Linked DNA regions of Mus musculus: all the other regions are linked to region 1. The links are chromatin contacts, found by POLR2A ChIA-PET in ENCODE. All regions are on one chromosome and are shown on one strand. Each heading gives the region's core, a stretch centred on a gene start or an enhancer-like site at or near the end of the contact. The rest is flanking DNA. Distances are from core to core; before and after follow the strand shown.

The links. ChIA-PET counts read pairs that join two places held with the same protein, here RNA polymerase II (POLR2A).
Region 2: POLR2A ChIA-PET joins it to region 1 with 11 read pairs in Patski. The contact joins the promoter of Pi4kb here to the promoter of Psmd4 in region 1. POLR2A ChIA-PET finds 5 or more read pairs at or near these places in 4 of 5 experiments (Patski and embryonic stem cell).
Region 3: POLR2A ChIA-PET joins it to region 1 with 12 read pairs in Patski. The contact joins the promoter of Rfx5 here to the promoter of Psmd4 in region 1. POLR2A ChIA-PET finds 5 or more read pairs at or near these places in 4 of 5 experiments (Patski and embryonic stem cell).

What each region holds. Positions count from the first base shown.
Region 1 is chr3:95,041,337-95,044,657 of GRCm38, forward strand. It overlaps Psmd4 (proteasome (prosome, macropain) 26S subunit, non-ATPase, 4), which reads right to left and starts at 1,278. Exons shown (of 10, transcript NM_008951.2): 1 at 1,172-1,278. The coding sequence starts at 1,197.
Region 2 is chr3:94,972,335-94,975,982 of GRCm38, forward strand. Pi4kb (phosphatidylinositol 4-kinase beta) reads left to right here and starts at 2,397. Exons shown (of 11, transcript NM_175356.3): 1 at 2,397-2,751. It overlaps B230398E01Rik (a long non-coding RNA gene), which reads right to left. Exons shown (of 4, transcript XR_003954666.1): 2 at 3,015-3,648.
Region 3 is chr3:94,952,150-94,955,784 of GRCm38, forward strand. It overlaps Rfx5 (regulatory factor X, 5 (influences HLA class II expression)), which reads left to right and starts at 1,959. Exons shown (of 10, transcript NM_017395.3): 1 at 1,959-2,102; 2 at 2,866-2,997; 3 at 3,203-3,236; 4 at 3,597-3,635. The coding sequence starts at 2,885.

The sequences.
Region 1 (3,321 bases), core at 28-2,527:
GTAACTATTTTGTTGTTGTTTTTGTTTTATTTTACCACCTTTTGAGACAGGGCTTCTCTGCATGTCCTAGAACTTGCTCTATAGACCAGGCTGGCCTCAACCCCTAAGAGATCCACCTGCCTCTGCTGCCCAAGTGCTGGGATTAAAGGTGTGTGCCACTACTGCCCGGCCCCAACAAGTAACTTGTAAGAGCAATATTTGGGTTGGACTTAAAATTCCCTTTCATACTAAAAAATCACTCATGATTTGCTTGAAATTCAAATTTAACTGGGCATTCTGGTAGTCTTATTTTGAGACAGAACCTTGCTAGGTAGTCCTGATCATGAAAACTCCCTGTCTCATCCTCCAAGTGCAGGAAACCAAGCTTAAGCCATCCTGCATTTAGGTGGCAGTGCTAGCCAATCTCCAAATGAAAACATGGGCCTAGTGACTCAAGTTTTTAATCCTACATACTCATTCCAAGTTCAAGGCCAACCTGTGCATCTTCTCAAATAGCGACTTCAAAGCCAGTCTGAGCTACAGTGTCAAAGCTCCATCTAAAACAATAATGATGACAAATAATAAATGCAATCCAGGTGTGTGATGAGGCTCATTGGTAGAGCACGTTCCCAGCGTTCACAATGCTCTGGATTCAATTCCCAGAAAACACAAAACAAAGTCCTCTTGTAGCCCTGAAAAAAAATATGTTCTCAGCTTTCTATTTATTTTCTTGTCCTCAGTTTCTAATCTAACTCTTAATAGGTACTCATCCCAAGTATAAACCTGATAAAACCTAGTTCATCCTGCTTATCACGGCCTCTTAATTTGCTGTGTGACTACAGCGGATCCCCTAAAGTCCTTCCGACTCATTATGAGACAAGGACTATTTTCCAAGAATGCGGTTGTGAGGTTTACATGCGATAAAGTACAGAGAAAAGAAAAACTTGGAGGCGAGTGGAGGGGGCAGTTGGCCTCTGCTTTATGGGAGACCTGAAATTCAGGGAAGGGAACAGGAGTTCCCGGGCCTGCGTTCCTGGGCCGGGATGACTCAGGGAGTCGTCTGCCAGAGTCCCGCGGGCCCCGAAGCCACATCTCGCCCGGCGACCCAGTCCCCAGCCCAGGCCCTCGGGTTTCGGCGCCACGCGCACCAACAACCCAGACGCGCCCCCCAGCCACGTCCGAAGCTCCTCACCAAACCATAGTGCTCTCCAACACCATCTTGCCTCCTTCCCTCTGCGGACCGGCTCCGGGACTGACAAACAACAGCACCTCCGATTGGCCTGGTGCTCATCACCAATCAAAGAACTCAGTCTTCATGCTGCCCCGCCTCCGCGCCCCGCGGTGTGTTCTGGGACTTGTAGGCGCCACAGAAATGGAAAGGTTGGTTATCCAATAGAGTTGGCTACCTTCGCAGCAGCTTCCGGAACAGCTGTAAGCTCTCTGCACTCGCCTGGCAGCAACACTCCAGTGTGAGGCAGGAGAGCTGTAATTTACCCCCTCTTCTGCTCTCTTTCTTTTGTATATTTGGGTTTTTGATTTGTTTTTGTTGTTACGGTTTGAAAAAGGATGACAGCAATTCGCTGTGGAGCTCAGGCTAATAAACTCTATTGCTTCACCTCCCAGTGCTGTTTACAAGGGGCACACTCATGCTAAGATCTGAACTGCAATTTCCAGGCCAACGTGGGCAACATAGCTACTACGTAGTGACACTGCCTCGAACACATAACAGACACTCATGAGTGCATACACTACTGTGGATATGTCAGTCCAAGCATAATCACTTAAAAAGTGTGTCAGCATCGTTAACCACATTTTAACTTCCTGTTTCCCATTGCACTGTGTTTATGCAACTGCTACAAACACTTGTATCCTCAAATTCGATTTACCTATCTACTGCCTACCAAAAAAAAAAAAAAAAAAAATCTATGCAATTCCTAACTCCAGTATTGAGTCTGACAGGATGAAGGAATCCAGAAAAGTTTTGACCAATTAAAAAAAAAAAAACAAACCAAAAAAAATTTTTAAGCGTTTGTGTGTGTATTCAGGCCCTGCAGAGGCTGGAAGAGAATATCAAATCCGGAACTGGAGTTCCAGGCAGCTGTGAGCTGCCTGTCTTGAGTTCTGGGAACCGAACTCTGGTCCTCTAGGAAGAGCAGTAAGCGCTCTCTCATAAGCACTGAGTCATTTCCCCAGCCCGCAGTAAACACCATGTAATCACCCAAGGAACGAAGGATAGCCAGCAAGTTATTTTGGTTTGTTAATTAACCTTTAACACCAACCCTTGGGAAGCAGAGGCAGGCATCTGTGGGTTTTAGACCAGCCTGATCTATATAATGAGTTCCAGGGCAGCCAGGGTTATACACAATAAGACCTTTTCTGGGGGTCAAAGAAAAGAAGACCTGTTGGCACTTGCCTGCGATCCCACCTATATAATGGAATGATTACAAATTCATGGTCATCTTGGAAATTTAGTGAGAGAATTCTCAAAAATAAAAAGGGAGAAGGGCTTAAAAGATGTCTCATAGTTAAGAGTCCATCCTGTTTTAGTAGAGGAGTAGCATTCTGTTCCCACCATCCATATGGGGTGGCTAACAGCTGCTTACAATTCCAGCCCCAGGGGACTTGATGACTCCTTCCGGCCTCTGTGGTTATTCAAGTAAACACACACACACACACACACACACACACACACACACACACACCTACACACACCTACACATACACACAGCGAGAAAGAGAGAGAGAAACATATATACACACAGAGAGAACATACACAATACACACAGACACCTTAAAAAATAAGAACTTAAAAATGAACGAGTACCTGAGGAGGGCCTCAGTGGTCAGTGCTTGCTGAGCACAGCCAAGGCCCCAATTTCAACCCTTAGTAAAAATAAACAAACCCCAACACTACCAAAAAAAACCCCACAAAGTTCTGCCAGGCAATGGTGGTGAAGGCCTTTAATCCCAGTACTCAGAGGCAGAGGCAGGCCGATCTCTGAATTTGCTGCCAGCCTGGTCTACAGAGTGAGTCCAAGACAGCCAAGGCTACACAGAAAAACCCTGTCTCCAAAACCAAGACAACAACCACAAAATTCAAAATGCTTTGATTAATTAGTACCCCACAACCCAGGAAATACAATAGGAAATCCTGGTCCTGGTTTCTAGTTCTTGCAAATGCTTTATAGATTTTAATAAAGTATGCTTTAGCTAAACTTACTTATTTGTTCTGCTTTTAGGAGTACAGTTTTTCTGTCTTTAAAGGCTTTGCTTATTTTATAATTTTACATGTATGTGTATTTTCCTTCTTGTATGTACGTGTACCACATGCATGCAGTGTCT
Region 2 (3,648 bases), core at 1,147-3,646, 68 kb before region 1:
CGAAGGTCCGAAGTTCAAATCCCAGCAACCACATGGTGGCTCACAACCACCCGTAATGAGACCTGATGCCCTCTTCTGGAGTGTCTGAAGACAGCTACAGTGTACTTAGATATAATAAATAAATAAATCTTAAAAAAAAAGAAAAAAAGAAAAAAAGAATTACCATTGGCTGGGCTTTGGTGGCGCATGCCTTTAATCCCAACACTTGGGAGGCAGAGACAGTAGAATCTCTTGAGTTTGAGGCCAGCCTGGTCTACATAGTGGGTTCCAGGACAGCCAGGGCAATGTAGAGAGATATCTTGTCTCCAAATAAACAAAGCCTACTTTTGCAGCACCATGGAATCCCAGGTCTTGGAGGAACCTGTAACATTTTAAACTCTAGGCTACCACAAGGTCACCACCTCTTGATACAGCTGGTTGGAAGCTAGCCAAGAACTGTGGGTCCTATCAAGTGGAATGGGGATCACCTAGCCGAGACCCACAGGGACAGAGTGAAACTCTCTTTGGCACCCTGTCGCTCTTCTTTGCTTATCTTCCATCACTGCCCCTCACCCCCAGCCTAGTTTATCTGTTTGCCCTGTCCTGATGATCGGAAAAGATTCCCATTTCTATTATTCAGCACACATTGTCTTCTTCCCTCTCAGAATGTTCTTTCCCTTTTATCCCACTGTATACTAGGTTCTGCCTTGCAATATTCACAAAAAGTCTTCCACTGTCCACCATATACTATGCAGCCAGGCCTTCTGTGCAGATTTAACAAGGGTCTGCCCCTTGCCTCCAGCAAACAAGAACTCCATTTGTTCTACTTCTGTGCCTGCTGCAGATTTTATGCAGGCATTTCAAGCTGTAGCTTCAAAATAAATTTAAAAAGTAAAATCTCAATCTTACCTCTATGAATGTTTTTCTGTCGTGTATGTATGTATCCAGTACCCACAGAGGTCAGAAGATGGCATTGGACCCCCTGGGAGTGAACCGGGGTCCTCTGCAAGAGCAACAGTACTAAACCACTGAGCCAAATTCTCAGCCCTTTGTCTTCAGCTTTAGCTTTTTATCTGCCTCCCAGTTAAATACGGAAGCAGGGGCATGGTTCACTCACCATTTGTCTGTTTCAATAACAGACATGTAGTACTATAACCCATACTTTCTTGATCCCCTCCCCCAAACCTTAGAAAATGTTATTACATCAGATACTACTGTTGTTAATGTAGTGCTATAATAATATTGTCAATATTATTATACAGAAGTTGAGGGTTAGTCCAGCTTGGGGGCATGTGGATATATTCCCACATGTTCCACAGGCCAGTGGCTTGAGCCAAGGAATATCACAAGCAGCCTGGGAAAAATAGACTGTCTCTAAAAAGGGAAAGAGGATAGGAAGGAAGCTAGAGAAGAAAGGGAAAGAAAAAAAAAGGAAACAAAGATCTCAAATCAGCTTATAAGTGCAATGAAGATGTCACCCAAGAGCTAGGCTCAACCCGTAGAATATTAAGAACCTACCCGCCTGCAGTGGTGGCACACGTCTTTAGGCGTAGCACTTGGGAAGCAGAGGTCGACAGATTTCTAAGTTCAAGGCCAGCCTGGTCTACACAGTGAGTTCCAGGACAGCCAGGGCTACACAGAGAAACCCTGTCAAACAAACCTACCCTTACAAGGGGCCTAAGATACTAAGAAAAGTCCCAGGAAAAGCGTTGGGACAGTGATTGTGGGGGGGGGGGGAGGGGTCTATGAGGCCTGTCTCACATGATTTTGTAGCCTTCGGAAAAGGAATAAGCCAAACTTTTGTCATTTCACTCACTTTTCCTAAGCTGGCTTGTCCAGCCTCTGTTAAGGCTTTGGCAGCTGGGGTGACCTTGGAAGCAGCACCTTGTCCCAGAGTGATGGTGCGAAACAGTGAAAGATTGAGGCGGTTGGACTGGGCCATTCCTGAAGCTATAGGGGCAAACTCATGGCATCATCCTTAAAGATGAGTAGGAAGAGGGAAATGAAGGTGATTGTACTCCTTTTTTCGTCCCTTCTCTTTCTTGTCTGTTTTCTGGCCCTCCTGCATGGGTCCTACCGGCTGACTTACGAAAGAAATCCCGTAGGATAGGAGAGGGAGAAAAAAGCCACTGGTGGCAGTTACGGTAACTCAGTGGTTTACGCAAATGAATAGTTTATATATAATTTGCATGTTCATACACTTTTGGAAGTACATAAAATATCGGTACCTCCACGTCCCTCCACTGATCTTACCCACGCTACTTCCCTCTCGGCTTCCTTAGTAAAGCCTGTCTCTTAGGCCCGCCCTCAAACACAGGGCCCGCCTTCCCCCGTAAGCCCCTCCTCCCTGCCCCCCCTCCCTAGCTTCCAAAAGCTCTTCCCCGCCCCCTTTTCCTTTCTGAACAGGCGTGAGTCGGGCAGCTCACTCGACTCAGATTACGATGGCATCAGTAGTGTCCTGACACCGGGAAGCAGGAAAGCAATCTCCCGGAAGAAAGGCTCGGGCCCAGGGGACTCTTACATCGGAACCCGCCAAGGAATTGTTATTTTGTGTCCTGCTAGTGGGGTCCGGTCCAACTTGAAGTTGCGTGAAGGCCCCTTCAGGCGGCGCCGCGGGCAGCCCCGCAGCCGGGGCCTGGAGCAGCCGCCGCGGCCGCTGTCAGGGAAGCGCAGGCGGCCAATGGAACCCGGGAGCGGCCGCTGCTGCTGAGGCGGCGGTGTCGGCAGTCCGACCCCGACCGCCTGCACCCCCTCCGCGAGGGTTCCCCGGAGGTAAGCGGCTCCTCCCCCGTGAGTCGCCTTTGCCTGTGTGTGTGTGTGGGGGGGTCCTTCTGCCACCCTGTCCCGCCCAGCCTACCGCGACCTGGGTTCGACTACAAAACTGCCCCCCTGGTGGCAGCTGCACCCCGAGGTCCTTCACCCTTTCCTCTCGGGCCCGGGGTAGTCTTCTCTGCTTTCTGGCTTCCTCTTCAGTTTAGCCCCTCCCTCTGCCCCGTGGATTCCACCTCCCCACCAGCAGGACACACACTTCGTACCTCTGTTGCCTCTGTTCCGTAACTATCTTCCTAAGTCGTGAACCTTTTCCACATTTGACCCCTTCTACAATATCATCCATGTTTGCCTTCCTCGCCGTTTGTGTTTCTGCTCACAAGCCTCTTCCATGGACTCCGCCTTTATCCCTTTTCCTATTTTGCCCCACTCTTCCGAGTCTGTGCAATCTCAGCACAGAGTTCTCATTTCCCTCAGCTACAGATTGTATCCCTCTCTTCTGCTTCCAATTCCATGACCTCACCATGACCCACTCCCCCAGCTCCTGACTTCCAAGAATTGCCTATTCCCTTCTCCTTAAAGGATCTCAGACTACTGTCATCATACCCAGATACCATCCACTTTGACCTTAGTCCTCAACCCCTCTCTAGGGTGCCTGATGATACCTGAAGCTGTCTTTGGCTTCTCTTTCCCCTTTCTCAATCTCCAGCCCTCTGGAGGGCTTCCCGTAGGAGAAAGCTCTGCCGTGAACACCCCTACAGATAGTGATTTCCAACTTTTGACATTCTCTCCAGGGATTTCCAACTTTTGACATTCTCTCCAGGATTCGGCTGATGTTTGTCTCCCTCGGCTCTGTTTTCCCTGTGGTCTTTAAGTGTTCTCTATCATGCCTTTTATCTC
Region 3 (3,635 bases), core at 709-3,208, 89 kb before region 1:
GAGGTGCTTCCTGGCTTACTCCCCTACCCAACTTTGGGTCCCTTCCTTATACAGCCCAGGCCTGCCAACCTAGAGGTCCTGTGCCTCGTTCTGCGTGGTCAGGAGGCTGCCTCAGGTCTTGGTTGGGTACCCTCAAGCAGCACAGTATTAGCAAAGTGTGACTTTTAGCACAGGAAATGACTTCAACTCAGAGAGCAACCTTGAGCAGATTATCTCTAGGAAAAGACTGACTGGAGGGGGTCTGTCCAATGGCATCTTTCTTTACAGATTCCTTTAAAGAGAACTTGTTTGAACTCATTACCTCTTCCAAAGGAAAGATTCATGTCCACTTCTCACGGTAGGGGAAATGGGGGTCTCAGTCCGGGTGTGGGGACAGACCACGAGCACCTCCATCTTCCCCCCTCCTTTACAGAAGCACACCAGTCAGAACTGGAAATATGACTTGGGTGTCACATCTCTGCTGTGACAAGACTGTTGACCCGGGGACCACGAACACTTGAGAGAGGTACAAAAGCTTGCCCGTGCATTTTTCATCACGATTTCAACAAATCTTAACAAAGAGGGTTAAGCACCTGAAGGGAAAAGTTATCACAGTACTAAATTCTTTTTTCCTCTACTTGACCAAAATTCCAGTGTTCACCACCAAGCAGGGAACTCCAGGAGTGTGCCCCCTAGGAAGGAGATGAAGTACACCCAGGAAACGGAAACATGAATAGGCAAAGGTGGGCAAGGAGAAAATACAGAGGAGGACTAGAGGCTCAACAGACAGGCTTTATTCTAGAGCATACCTGCAGAGGGGGTGGGGCCAAGTGTCTAAAGTGGAAGGACCATACCATTTCCTTTTGTGTCAGCAGTTGCTATGGGTAGCGAGACAGACAGGGTCAGGCAACCAATAAACATCTCCTGTGGTTTACCCAGGTAGGAGGGGTAGGGTGAGGAGAAATCTGGAAAATGAGTTGGCATTAGCTTTGGCTTAACTAGAACGGAGGCACTTTATAAAATGGCGATACCACGGCTAACAACAGAGAAAAAAACATTTTCTCTTAATGTGGTACAGCTGCTAAGGATTTGCAGATTCTTTGTGGAATGAGGGGAAGCCTGCAATCCTAGAGGCTGTTGGCCACAGGGATGGGTAAGCAAAGAGGGAAGGACGAATGGTTCAACTTGTGTTATTTTATTTTATTAAAGTTACAGGACTTTATAACGAATTTCCATCAGTAGACATCATTTTCTAGCAAAAATTTAAAAATATCACCTACTGATTATTTCGGACAGCTCTGACAACCAAAGGCAACAATCAAACATGGTAGCTATCTGTGGCCATTCCATTTTGTAAAGCTCCCCAATTTTGTTTAAACAGAGTTCCTGAAACCTAAGAAATTTGGTTCTCACAACCAAAGTAACTTGCTTTTATAGATTCGTGCTTTCCACGTCCTTATCGACGCCCCAGTAATAGAGTTGTTTGGCTTTTTTTTAATCAAACCTTCTTACATTTTTAACTCATCTTATTCCCCAGCTACAACTAGCCAATCACTTTCCTACCCTGTAACTCCTGTCTGTGGTTCTTGGATCCTAGACGGCATCTACGTAAATCTTCCCAAGTAAAGCCCGCGGTCGATCCCTTATCCTCTTCTCGCTGATTTTACAACGCACAGGATCAGAAAGCAAAAGACCAGATGCTCCAGAAGCAGCCAAGCGCCCGGGCTTTCATCCTGCGGTCCCTTTAAGAACAGAACCCTTTCCGGGCCCGCAGACCTAACCGACCCCAGTTTTAACCGAAACCAACCTGGACTTCCCCCTCTTGACTCAAATAAGACTAACTTTGGATTTTCCCTCCCCTCTCGACCAATCATATTCTGTTACCAGGCAGACTTTCACTGCCTTCGTCTTGGAGGCAGCAACGGCCAATCACAGAGCAGGCCGTGCGTGTATCCAGGCAGATCGCGGCTGGCATAACCATTCAGAAAAAGGAAAAATAAAAGCAACGCACGAGCCCGCCGGCTGGGCACCGTGGGGCTGGGCAGGAGCTGAGGTAGCCACAGGGTAGTTTCTCTTTCTCTCTCACCTATCTAATGTCCGTGCTGGAAGGCGACGGTTCCGAGGTAGGAGGGGCAACAGCACTCCGGAGCTAGCAGGACCAGCTCCTTGCCCCTGCGCACGTGCCCGAATCTGGGACCCTGTTCCCCGCAGGGTTTCCTGCGCCCAGCCCCCTGAGTTCGGAGACCTAGCCCAGCACCTGGGGTTGGGGTGGAGGGGCCCGAGGGGAGTGGGGACGCTTCGGAGTGGGATGTCGTGGGATGACGTAGGGTCCGCGCCGCGGCGAGGGGGGCAGCGGGGGAAGCCGTGGCGAGACTCAGTAATGAGAACTTGGGCCCAGTTTTTTTCAAACCTGGAAAGGCCGAGTATGTTTGTATCCCTTCCGACCTTCCAGGCAAAATCAATGGCGAGGAGTCTATTAGAGGATCGGAGAACTTTGACTTGTCGTTATAGGTGTTGAGGGGGGGCGGCTGGAGGGGCTTGGGGGGGGGGGGGCTGGAGGTGTTGCAGCACTGGGAGAAATTGTAAGATTTCTTTTAACGTGGACTTCTCCACCCCTATCCCTTCCCATAACAGTTTTCCAGATTTGGGAGACTTCAAAAGGTGGGACATATAGAATGGAGATGTCAGAGATCTCTTTGGGTATACAAGGGCCTGATAAAGTAACAGAATAATTCTAATTTTAGAGAAGGCAAGTGGTGTGGAAAACCACTGGAGGAAGCTTTGCTTCTGTTTGTATTTCTGGGTAGAGACAGGAGGACTGCCTTGGGGTCTCTAGGAGAAAGGAAGCTTGGTAGTAGTTAAATCCTCAGCGATCTCCTCTCTCAGCTGTAGCCCTCATGCTGGGATGGCAGAAGATAAACCTGATGCTAAGAGCCCCAAGACTGGGGCAAGGCCCCAAGGTGGTGCTGACGCTGGAGAACCTACCACCCTCCTCCAAAGGCTCCGAGGTACCATTTCGTAAGTAATTGTCTCTGTCTCCAAACCCTGTTCCAGACCCAGCTGTAGATCCTTGTTGCCCTGCACTCCTTCCTCAGGCAAGTGTTTCAGAGCAGGCAGGCTGAGGTCTGTGGTCCGTAGCTGTTTGGTCCTTTTTCTGTCTCTAGCAGTCAGACAAAGGGATGGGGAAACCTTGTGACCTCCAGCTTTCTCTTCTTCTCCACAGCAAGGCCGTGCAGAACAAAGTAGAGGGAATTCTGGTAAGCATGCTGGGAAGGGACAATACAGGTGCCATCGCTGAAGGGTAAGGGTGATGTTGATGTGAGAGAATAAAGGTTCATGGGGGAGAGGCGGTGCTGTCCACGTGTGAGGATCATACTTTATCCTTCTGTGACCTATGTAGGAGATGAAATCAGACCCAGCCCCTTGCCCTTTCTCCCGTTCTCTCCATGACAAGCCCATAAGGTTGCCAGCACAGTGAGCACCCAACCTCAAGTCATTTCTTAGGTCCCCTTTCATTCTGACAACCTGACATCGAGTCAGCTGGTATGGTCGAGCTCAGAAGATCATTCACTGGACCCGTGGCTTCATTTCTCCACCTCTGTTCCCTTCTGCCTCAGCAAGAAGTACAGAAATTCTCGGACAACGACAAGCTGTAC